3 separate regions of the Homo sapiens genome follow, and all the other regions are linked to region 3. A link is a contact called in ENCODE Hi-C or POLR2A ChIA-PET data. All regions are on one chromosome and are shown on one strand. Each heading gives the region's core, a stretch centred on a gene start or an enhancer-like site at or near the end of the contact. The rest is flanking DNA. Distances are from core to core; before and after follow the strand shown. Region 1 overlaps EGFR (epidermal growth factor receptor). Region 2 overlaps EGFR (epidermal growth factor receptor). Region 3 holds the start of ELDR (EGFR long non-coding downstream RNA).

Region 1 (2,718 bases), core at 90-2,589, 230 kb before region 3:
CAAGACTCAGTCAAAAAACAAAAAAAAAGTGGTCATTGGAGAATTATTGTGTCACCTGTTGTTTTTTAATGTACTAATTTTGAGAGGCTTTTAAATAGAGTGCACTATAGAACTTTTTCTTGGCTTCAATTTGCTACAATGTTAATAGAGAATCAGAAACCTTATCCTTATAGATGTTTCTTGATTTTTTTAATTTCTGGTGACATTTATGAGTGAGAATAGTGTATTGCCCTGTTTTCTTTCTTACTCCCCTTTCTTCTTCCTTCCTTGCTTTCTTTCTTCTTCCCTTCCTTCTTTCTCTTCCTCGCTCCTTCTTTTTTACAAGCTGTTATGAATTAGCCTTCACAGAGAAAGAAAAATTTTTATAAATAACTGGAAATGAAACTTTGCAAAGGACTGCAGATGAAAAACTTTGTCAAATGACTGTAAAAATATACTATATAATTTTCAAAAGTTAGAAAGTACCAAACACACTCAGTATTCATGGTTATACAAGTATGCATACACATGTATTGCTCCCTGAAAAGTGGTGTTGTTAAGGGAGTTTTTCTTAGTACGCGGCTTAACATATTTTTTTCTGTAATTTGTTGTTAGTTATAATGGGGAGAGAAAACAGGTTAGAGTCTCCCCTCTCAGTTTCACCTTCCATAAAACAGCTAAACTAGACGATCGTCAGACTCCTTCCAGCTGAAAACATCTGTAAAATTAAAAACAAATCTAAATGTATGCAAGATATGTATTTAAACATGCTGGTAATAAGTGTGCTGTCCCTATAATTTAGATGCTAAAACATTGATGTCATAATAATAACAACACCTCGCATTTGTACAGCACCTCATAGTTTACACAATGCCTTAACATTCTTCTCTCTCAGCCTCCTACAACCCCACAGGATTGGGATAGCTTTCCAGATTGGGAGGTGAGGGACCCAGGCTCAGAGCGATTCTGCTGTTGTCCGTAATCACCAGGCTGGTGATCAGTGGGCACTGGGTGCTCTCCTGCTACACAGCACTGTCTCTCAACATGCAGGTCAAGGTTACTTATTCCTCCTTCAAGACGTCATTGGGTTTTTTAGCTATGGATGCCCCATCACTTTTAGTTCTATTTGTGAATCAAAGGCTAAATAAAGTATTCCTCAAAATTTGTTATACTTCTGTTACTAATGCTTAATGTCCCTCACAATTTCTGTATATTTCTGTGTATTTCTGCTCTGTTTTGGTTCCTTTCCCAGGTTTCTTTTTTGTTATGAAGTAGTTTTTAGACTCAAGTCTCTTCTGTATGTGTTATAACTGCCCATTCCATAAGATACAGGGCAGTGAATTTGTGAGCCTTGAAAATATTTACTTTAGAAATGAGAAGTATGACTTTTCAACGTTGTGTCATCAACTTCTGTAAATTTTCCAGACCTATAAATACTTGCAGAAAAAAAATGAAAGGAGAAGGCAACTTGATTTAGCAGTTGGGTCAGTTAGCAATGCCTATGGCAAGCTGTAGTAATTCCCTTACATAGATTTGTAAGACTCATTTCTATGATTTAAATGAAGGCATACACTTAACCTCTTTAGGGTGTGAAACAGCTTTTACAAAAAGAGACAAACTTAAGAAACAGTGTGGCCCTCCAAGAGTGTTCATTTTCCATATCATACCATTTGTAATAAGCTATTCTGGCTGGGATTTACTTGCAAGCATTGGCTTTTAAGAAGAGATGGTTTCACACATCAAATTATTCACTTGGAGGCACTTTCTGGGTTGAAGGAATGGAATGGAGAGTGCGGCAGTGAGTAGATCTCTCAGTGACGGTGATGTGCCTCTCCCAGAAGAAATTTCAAAATGCAGTGTTCATTTTCCTCCACAAGAAAGGAAGAAACTGTTTTGTTATTGTTTATTCCTAACATAGTGGAAACTTTTCAGTACTCTGGCAGAAATTTCCCAAAAGCAATTTTCTATTTCATGATTATAAAGTAGCAAAGGAAAAAGTCCTGCACTCCAGCTGAGCAATGGATCTCCAGTTGTTATCTAGGTGCTGCAGGTTTAGAGAGGATTGCCAGGAGAACACATCGATTTTTCAGGCCTGTGATGACGTATCTCTTGTTGAATAAGTAAACCCTTCCAGTAAACAGACAGTTAGTATATTGATTTCAGGGTGGCTTTAGCCACTGAACCTGTAAGTCTTGCAAAGGTTACTTGGGCAAAAGCATCATTATTTTACCTTCAGTCAACAAAAATCTACCTGGCCAAGGCAGAACAGAAAGTTCAGCAATTTGATGAAGTGGGACAACATGAAGAATCAGGTGAGTTGCCTACTTTTTCACTTCACTTTCCACCTTTAGAGATTCTTGTTTAGATGCAGAGTAGTGACGTGCCTGGTGTCAGGGAGAGAGTTGAATGAGAAAAGTCCCAGAAGGGCAGAAGACTTGGGTGATTATCTGAGTCCATCTTTCCTTATCACATGACAGAGTTCTTGAAGTCTTGGCTAGGAATTCTAGGCTTTTAGATTCTTTGGGCAATGGCTACTAAATGTTCATAATGTTGCTCAGTTGCAAAAACAAGACATTCAAACTATAGCCAGGGAGATAAGTAGTCACGAACTCAAGGCCTAAATTCTGCTGATGGAGCCGATGAGAATTGGGTGCTAAGGCAAAGAGAGTTGCCAATATTATATTCTTCGGGGTTTTTTGTTTTTATTCGCATTTTGGAAAAGGAAAATATTAGCATTCC
Region 2 (2,800 bases), core at 250-2,749, 180 kb before region 3:
TTCCCTTACAAAGTTACCAACAGTTTCATGTTGGCCCATTTTTCTATTAATTGTTTCCACTAATAGGACCAACAGTGGTAGTCCCATCATTTTATTACTGCTTGTCGTAGCACAAGCAGTTGCTTCATTGTGTTTAGATAAATATTGACGGCTGCTTTTAACAGTCTGCTGTTTTGTCTCCTTTTGAGGTCCTTAAAGTAATCCTTAAAAAGATAGTGCAGATGGAAAGATGTCTGGAGTCAGTGAACCTGCCTTCTTTCCTGTGTGCTTGTCAGTTTCTAAAATGCCATACACAAAGGACTTTCATGATTTCTTTTTAGGTACATGATTACAGTTCAATTCACTTCACTGTCTGGAAAATTTCCTTATAATCAGGATGAAATTTCTCATGTTAGCCTTTCACATTTCACTACTTTTAGATAAGGAATTCTCAGGCTTTGCTATATCTGACTGCTCTTGGAGGCTGAGCTTTTGGCTAACTACCTGACTACTTTGTCGTTTCTCTTCCCTTGGAATGAAGCAAATATCTAACTTCTCACTCATTGTTTCTGCTATTTTACCATTTAGTCATCTGTGATTTTTCTAAATACTGAAAGACTTCCCTCAATTCAAACTATGTGCCGGATCAAGGAAAGGGCAGTTGGATATTGCAGACAGCATAGTGCAATTGTGAAGAGTGTCTGCTTACCAGCCACGCTGCCTTGCACAAGTTATCAAGCCTCTCAACCCACTTCCTCAATCTGTAAAATAGGTATGAGTGTAGGACCTTCCCAGGGGATTTTTTTGTGACTATAGAATGATTCTCAGAAGACTTTCAGGCAGTATGTGGGTGAGGCACATGCTGGAAAGGCTTCTGCAGGTGCAGTGATCAATGCTTTTCTCAGTGTGTACATCCCATAATACAGACACGTTACCAGAAACTCCCTAGCCAGGACTTTGATTGCAGCTCACATTTTGTATATGGCCCATAGGGAAATGAAGTGTGTATTTTTTATAAAGTTCAAGTGTTAACTTAATTTGGAATTTACTATCAAATCTCAGTTGTTATGGGCATTTATAGCTATTAATACTTCGTCCCATGTGTCCCATGAGGAAACCAAGGAACAGAAATTAAAGTTCTTTCTGGAGTCCCCTGAATCTCGTTCCTGTTCTTTTGCACCCTGTTAATTACATAGAGACATTCACAGCTCTTCTGACCTTATCAGCGTTAAGGAAAACAGAAAACCAGCGTGCTATTTGTTCTGTCCCTTAGTCAAGCCTTCTCAACATATATTTTTCTTCCAAGATTTTGCATGTGCACAGGGATGCCTATCCTCTACAAGAAACACATTTTAGGCAAATTATAATTAAAATGCTGTTTACATCTCTTCACCTTTAGAATTTAAAGAATGATCATTTCTTAGATTGCATCTCAGACACACCCTTCCCCTAGTCTGGAGAGGGCGAGGCCCATGGGTACTGCAAACAGCCTGACGTTGTCAGGGGCGGTCTCAACGGCTCATTCACCACATCTGCCTCGCGAAGGCTAAGCCATGTGCTGTTACCCCTGCTGCGCTCTGGCTCATTCTAAGGTACACGCTATTAACCTTGTGAGAAAACAAAGAGGCCAGCCCCACCCTTCCTGCTCACTCTGAGTCACGGTGAAAATGTTTCAGGATCTCGGGTTCGACCATGAGTCCTGTCCAGGTCCAGGAGGAAATTCGGAAGGACCACATGTTCACTCTGAGATCCCACTTTCATTTCCCTCCTGGTTGAGCAGCATTAATACTCTGGCTAGATTTAAATTCTGGCTTTCTCCAGTTAGAACTGAAAGTTATGACAATGTAATCAAAATAGAATGTGGGTTTACAGCTGGCCCCCTGGCCTGGTTTGTGAACATAAAACAGAAACAGAAAGTGTAAGTGGTGACATCATATTCTCTCATTCAATGTGAAAGGCCACCGAAGTCTTTCCAGAATTATTTTTGAGAATAATATGAATTTTTAAAAAATACCTAATTATTTTAAATATCGTCTTGCTTGCTCCCCAAATACCTACTGTTTTCAACTTGGATATACGACATGATTAAAGAATATCTAATATTTGGGAATGCATACTTTAACCTTATAAACTACCACTGTAAATAGACAGACTCATTAAAGTGAAAGGACATTTTAAATCAATTAGTAAGCAAATCAATTAGGTGGCAAAGACAAGATTATTTTTCCTTATGGTAGTTGAAGAATAATGCTTAACCTGTCATTCTAATTACCAAGCACGGTGTTCTCTTTGGAAGATCATTTCAACAAAACATTATTTTCATCCAGAATTTGAACCTTGAGATTGCATGGTATTTTAGAAATCTATTTTAGAAATCTTTGGCAAAGGTTACTATTAAAACAATCACATTCATGGAAAATCAGTATAAGAGCAACTAAAATAACTCACAATACCAGTAAAATCACTTTGTCATCTTCTTAAGACTTTTAAAGAGCATTTGTAAGTAACTGAATAGAAGGCCAAAGGGTGTGTAGGTAGCCCAGACCATCAGTGGGCAGCCAGGGCCAGGGCAGGGGCCACGGTTGCAGCCTGCATTCTTCTAAAGGGCAGAGCAAATTAAAGTTGAAGCAGGAGCTAAAAAAAAAAAAAAAAATGTTTCAAAGAATTCCACCAACCAGAGGATACTACCTAGGACAGTTTGGGCCTAACTTATCTGTGAAGGCCTCCAGCTTCCTCCACACCGGTGGCCACTTTTCATTCACTCTGAACCCTTCTTTGTATGGAGGTCATTTTATTAATTGAGCTGTGACCAACATGACAG
Region 3 (2,970 bases), core at 222-2,721:
TCCTATCAGTGCTGTCCCTCTAGAGAACCCTGACTAACATAGAAGAGTTGTGAAAATGACCGTTGGTCTGCCCTCACCCTTTCCCTCTTGTCCTTTAACCGCATGCGCTCAGTGTTACCTTCCGTGGCACCTGCTCACCGTCATCCCGTGGTGACTCGTGTGGGTAACTTCATCAGAGAAGACCCTGCCTGTCACCTCAGGTACAGCCCACGAAGTAAGGTGGCTGCAAGCGCAGATCCTGCACCTGCCCAAGGTGAAACAAATCAGCTCCCGGAGCCTGAGGTGCAAAGGGCAGGAAGCTCCCTGCGCACCCCTGCGGCCCCAGCGCGGCTCTCCCAGTCCCGCTGCCTCCCACTCCGAGCCCCTGCCGTCTGGGACCCGCTCCACCTCCCGCTCCCGGGCCCTCGGGGCATCCTGTCTCCATTCGCAGCCCAGTGCCCTCCACTCCCACGGCCTCGGGTACAGCTTCCACAGGGAAATCACCCACATCTGTGTCTCTCGCCTCGTTCCCAGTCCTGAGGCCGACGCATGGCCACTGAGCACACAGATCCAGCACAGCGTCCCTCGCCTTTCCCGCGCCCCGGGCAGAGGATGAGCACCAGGCCAGCCCTGCAGCTCACGCCGGCAGCCCTGGGCTGGCTCCGCACCCGCGCCTCGGGCTTCCACGGTGGACCCAGGAGACACCCTCTCGCCCAGCCCAGCTTCCCTGCGGGACTGAGAGGGAGAAGGGAGGAGTCGGGGAGCGAAGGCGGAGGCAGAGCTGGGCTGCGGGAGGAGGCGCGACGGCGGCACCGGCGGGATGGAGCAGCGGGATCCCGCGGTGACCGGGCGGATGGAGTGGCCGAGAGCGCCCCCTGCCGGCCAAGGGTCCCCCCTCACACACTCCCGGTGTGGCCGGGAAGGCGGGAGCCGGGTTCCCTGCCGGGAAGGCGGGAGCCGGGTTCCCTGCCGGTGGAGCCGGCGGCTCAGCCGGGCCCCGCACGCACCGGCCCCGCAGGGCCAGGTCCCCGCCTCCAGGCCCACCTTCGGCGCTCGCAAACGTCCGGGTGGCTGCGGCCTGGCCACCATCCAGGCCTCGCCCACCGGCAGTTGCCCGGGTCCACACAGGGACAAGCTCGGTCTCCGCCGCGTCCCGCCTGAGCCTCGCCCGCGCCCAGGGGACTCCACGCTGCACAGGGAGAGGGCCGCTCCGTGTGACAATGCAAGAAGGGCGAGCTCTCTTTTCCACCTGTCTCATCTCAGTGTGAACGGCGCCCTGGAAAACAGAACTGTTCAGGGACTTCTGAGGAGCTCGGCCAACGCTCTTGCCTCCCTACATTTTCCCGAAATCTGCCTTTCAAACAGGCTTCCTCTTGTCACAGACGAACCCATCTCCACGTTAGAGTGCATCGTGGCGTTTCCTATTTTCATAAAAGCCAGCGCCCTGGAATTGTCAGTCTGTTCTTACACTGTGAGTGTAACGGCCCTCTGTTAAATCTCAGCAAACCCTCGCGCGCCAGAGAGGCCAGCCCCAGAGCCCGCGCCCTGGAACGCGGCGGACCGCGGGTGCCCTCTGCGGGTGGCGCGTGGCCTGCGCAGCGATCAGGTCCTCAAGTCCCGAAGCCCCAGTGCCAGCCTCCGAAAAGCTGGCCCGGCAGGAAGGAGCCCAGTTCCTGCCCACTGCCTTCCGACGTCCTGTAAGTGGACCCCGCTTCCCGGGCCTCAGTGGTCTGGTCTGGAATGAAGAGTCTGAGCCAGGTGGTCCCAAGCGCTGCCGGGCTCCCACATTTTCTGACAATGAGGTAATCAGTCACGTGCACTTGCCAAGGTTTGGGCACCAGACTCTTTGACACCTGGTGTAGACTCAGCAAAATCCCATGAGCCACTATGCCCTTCAGATCAATGGACTATCACCTACTTCATTCGGACTTTTCGACCTCAGGTGAGACTGGAGAGAAACCTGGGACAGAGGAGACAGCTGGCTGAGATTCCCGTTCCTGCGTCTGAAGGCTGGAGGGTATGGAGAGTCCCTAGACAGTGGCACTCACGCCTGCTGCGCCCTGTGCTGCAGGTTGTACGCGATATAAAACATGACACTGACTGCCCGTGAGGATCTTGACAAGTTGTTTTGAAGATGGCATTTTGCTAAGTCCCTGAGGGTCACTGGTCCTCAAAGCGGCATGGCGGCATGGCGTGGCTGGTTCTGCCACATGCCAGCTGTGTGACCTCTGAGACTCCACTTCTTCAGTGCTGAAAATAAAGAAGGAGTTTTACTAAGGACCAAACAAGATAATGAATGTGAAACTGCTCCACGAACCCCAAAGAATTATGCACATAGATGCGATCATTAAGATGCGAAGCCATCGAGTTACCACCTGGCATGCTTAAACTGTAAAGAGTGGGTCAAAGTAAACTGAATTGGAAAATCCAAAGTTATGCAGAAAAACAATAAAGAGGTCTTACGTAGCAATACCGAACTTATGTCAGGCACTATTTCTCAAAACACAACTCCACTGAGATGCTCCAAGGAAAGAAAGGATTTTGTGGGCAAAAGCTTGATGCCCCTCTAGGGCACTCACAATGCTCGTCAGCACACAGAGCTACAAATAGTTCAGATTTTGCCACCCAATTTGTTGCCAAAAACATTCAATTTCCAGATCTGCTTTGGATTTCAGAATTGCAGATTCAAAACATTGTAAACCCTGGATTAAAACCCATTAAAAGTTTCCTGTCTGAGTTGCTCCTATGTCTCTCGTCTCTTCAGAAGAATTTATCTTTTTCTTTTTGACAATCATTCTTTCATAAGAATTGGTCTTTCAACCTACTTTTAGTTCACCTAGTTGTTGGAAATTTAGTAGAAAAAATAACCTTGCCTTTTAGGGTTGATTTAGGTTAAAATGTCTAAGGTATATAAAGTGCTTATCATGTAACAAGGCACACGAGGGTTTATTACGTGTGATACACCTGTGGTGGAAGGGGTTTCTTGTGGCC

The links. A loop is a pair of places that touch in the nucleus more often than their neighbours do. ChIA-PET counts read pairs that join two places held with the same protein, here RNA polymerase II (POLR2A). Pooled maps may share reads with other maps.
Region 1: a map of PC-3 shows a loop between it and region 3 (4-fold over the local background). The contact joins the enhancer-like site here to the promoter of ELDR in region 3. A Hi-C loop is called at or near these places in 14 of 168 maps with a recorded cell type or tissue (Calu3, IMR-90, MCF 10A and 9 more), 2 of 37 single-sample maps with no recorded cell type and 4 of 50 pooled maps. POLR2A ChIA-PET finds 5 or more read pairs at or near these places in 3 of 52 experiments (BJ, OCI-LY7 and PC-9).
Region 2: a loop to region 3 is called in a map of B cell, with 11 times the contacts of the local background. The contact joins the enhancer-like site here to the promoter of ELDR in region 3. A Hi-C loop is called at or near these places in 16 of 168 maps with a recorded cell type or tissue (B cell, Caco-2, Calu3 and 13 more), 12 of 37 single-sample maps with no recorded cell type and 17 of 50 pooled maps. POLR2A ChIA-PET finds 5 or more read pairs at or near these places in 7 of 52 experiments (AG04449, HCT116, HEK293 and 4 more).

Annotation. Positions count from the first base shown.
Region 1 is chr7:55,029,145-55,031,862 of GRCh38, forward strand. The region is part of intron 1 of EGFR (epidermal growth factor receptor); the gene reads left to right. Among named protein-coding and RNA genes, the nearest start is that of EGFR, 11 kb to the left of the region's middle. Within about 2 kb of position 1,340, at least 4 of the 41 ENCODE cell types and tissues checked have a DNase peak (open chromatin) inside an H3K27ac peak, as active enhancers do; they include PC-3 and PC-9, where a contact is called at or near this core.
Region 2 is chr7:55,072,577-55,075,376 of GRCh38, forward strand. All of the region lies in intron 1 of EGFR (epidermal growth factor receptor), which reads left to right. Among named protein-coding and RNA genes, the nearest start is that of EGFR, 55 kb to the left of the region's middle. RefSeq lists enhancers at 1,101-2,300, 1,813-1,982. Within about 2 kb of position 1,500, at least 33 of the 41 ENCODE cell types and tissues checked have a DNase peak (open chromatin) inside an H3K27ac peak, as active enhancers do; they include B cell, GM12878, HCT116 and 7 more, where a contact is called at or near this core.
Region 3 is chr7:55,254,164-55,257,133 of GRCh38, forward strand. It overlaps ELDR (EGFR long non-coding downstream RNA), which reads right to left and starts at 1,472. Exons shown (of 4, transcript NR_110426.1): 1 at 1,368-1,472; 2 at 1,024-1,255. RefSeq lists silencers at 589-1,148, 1,459-1,508.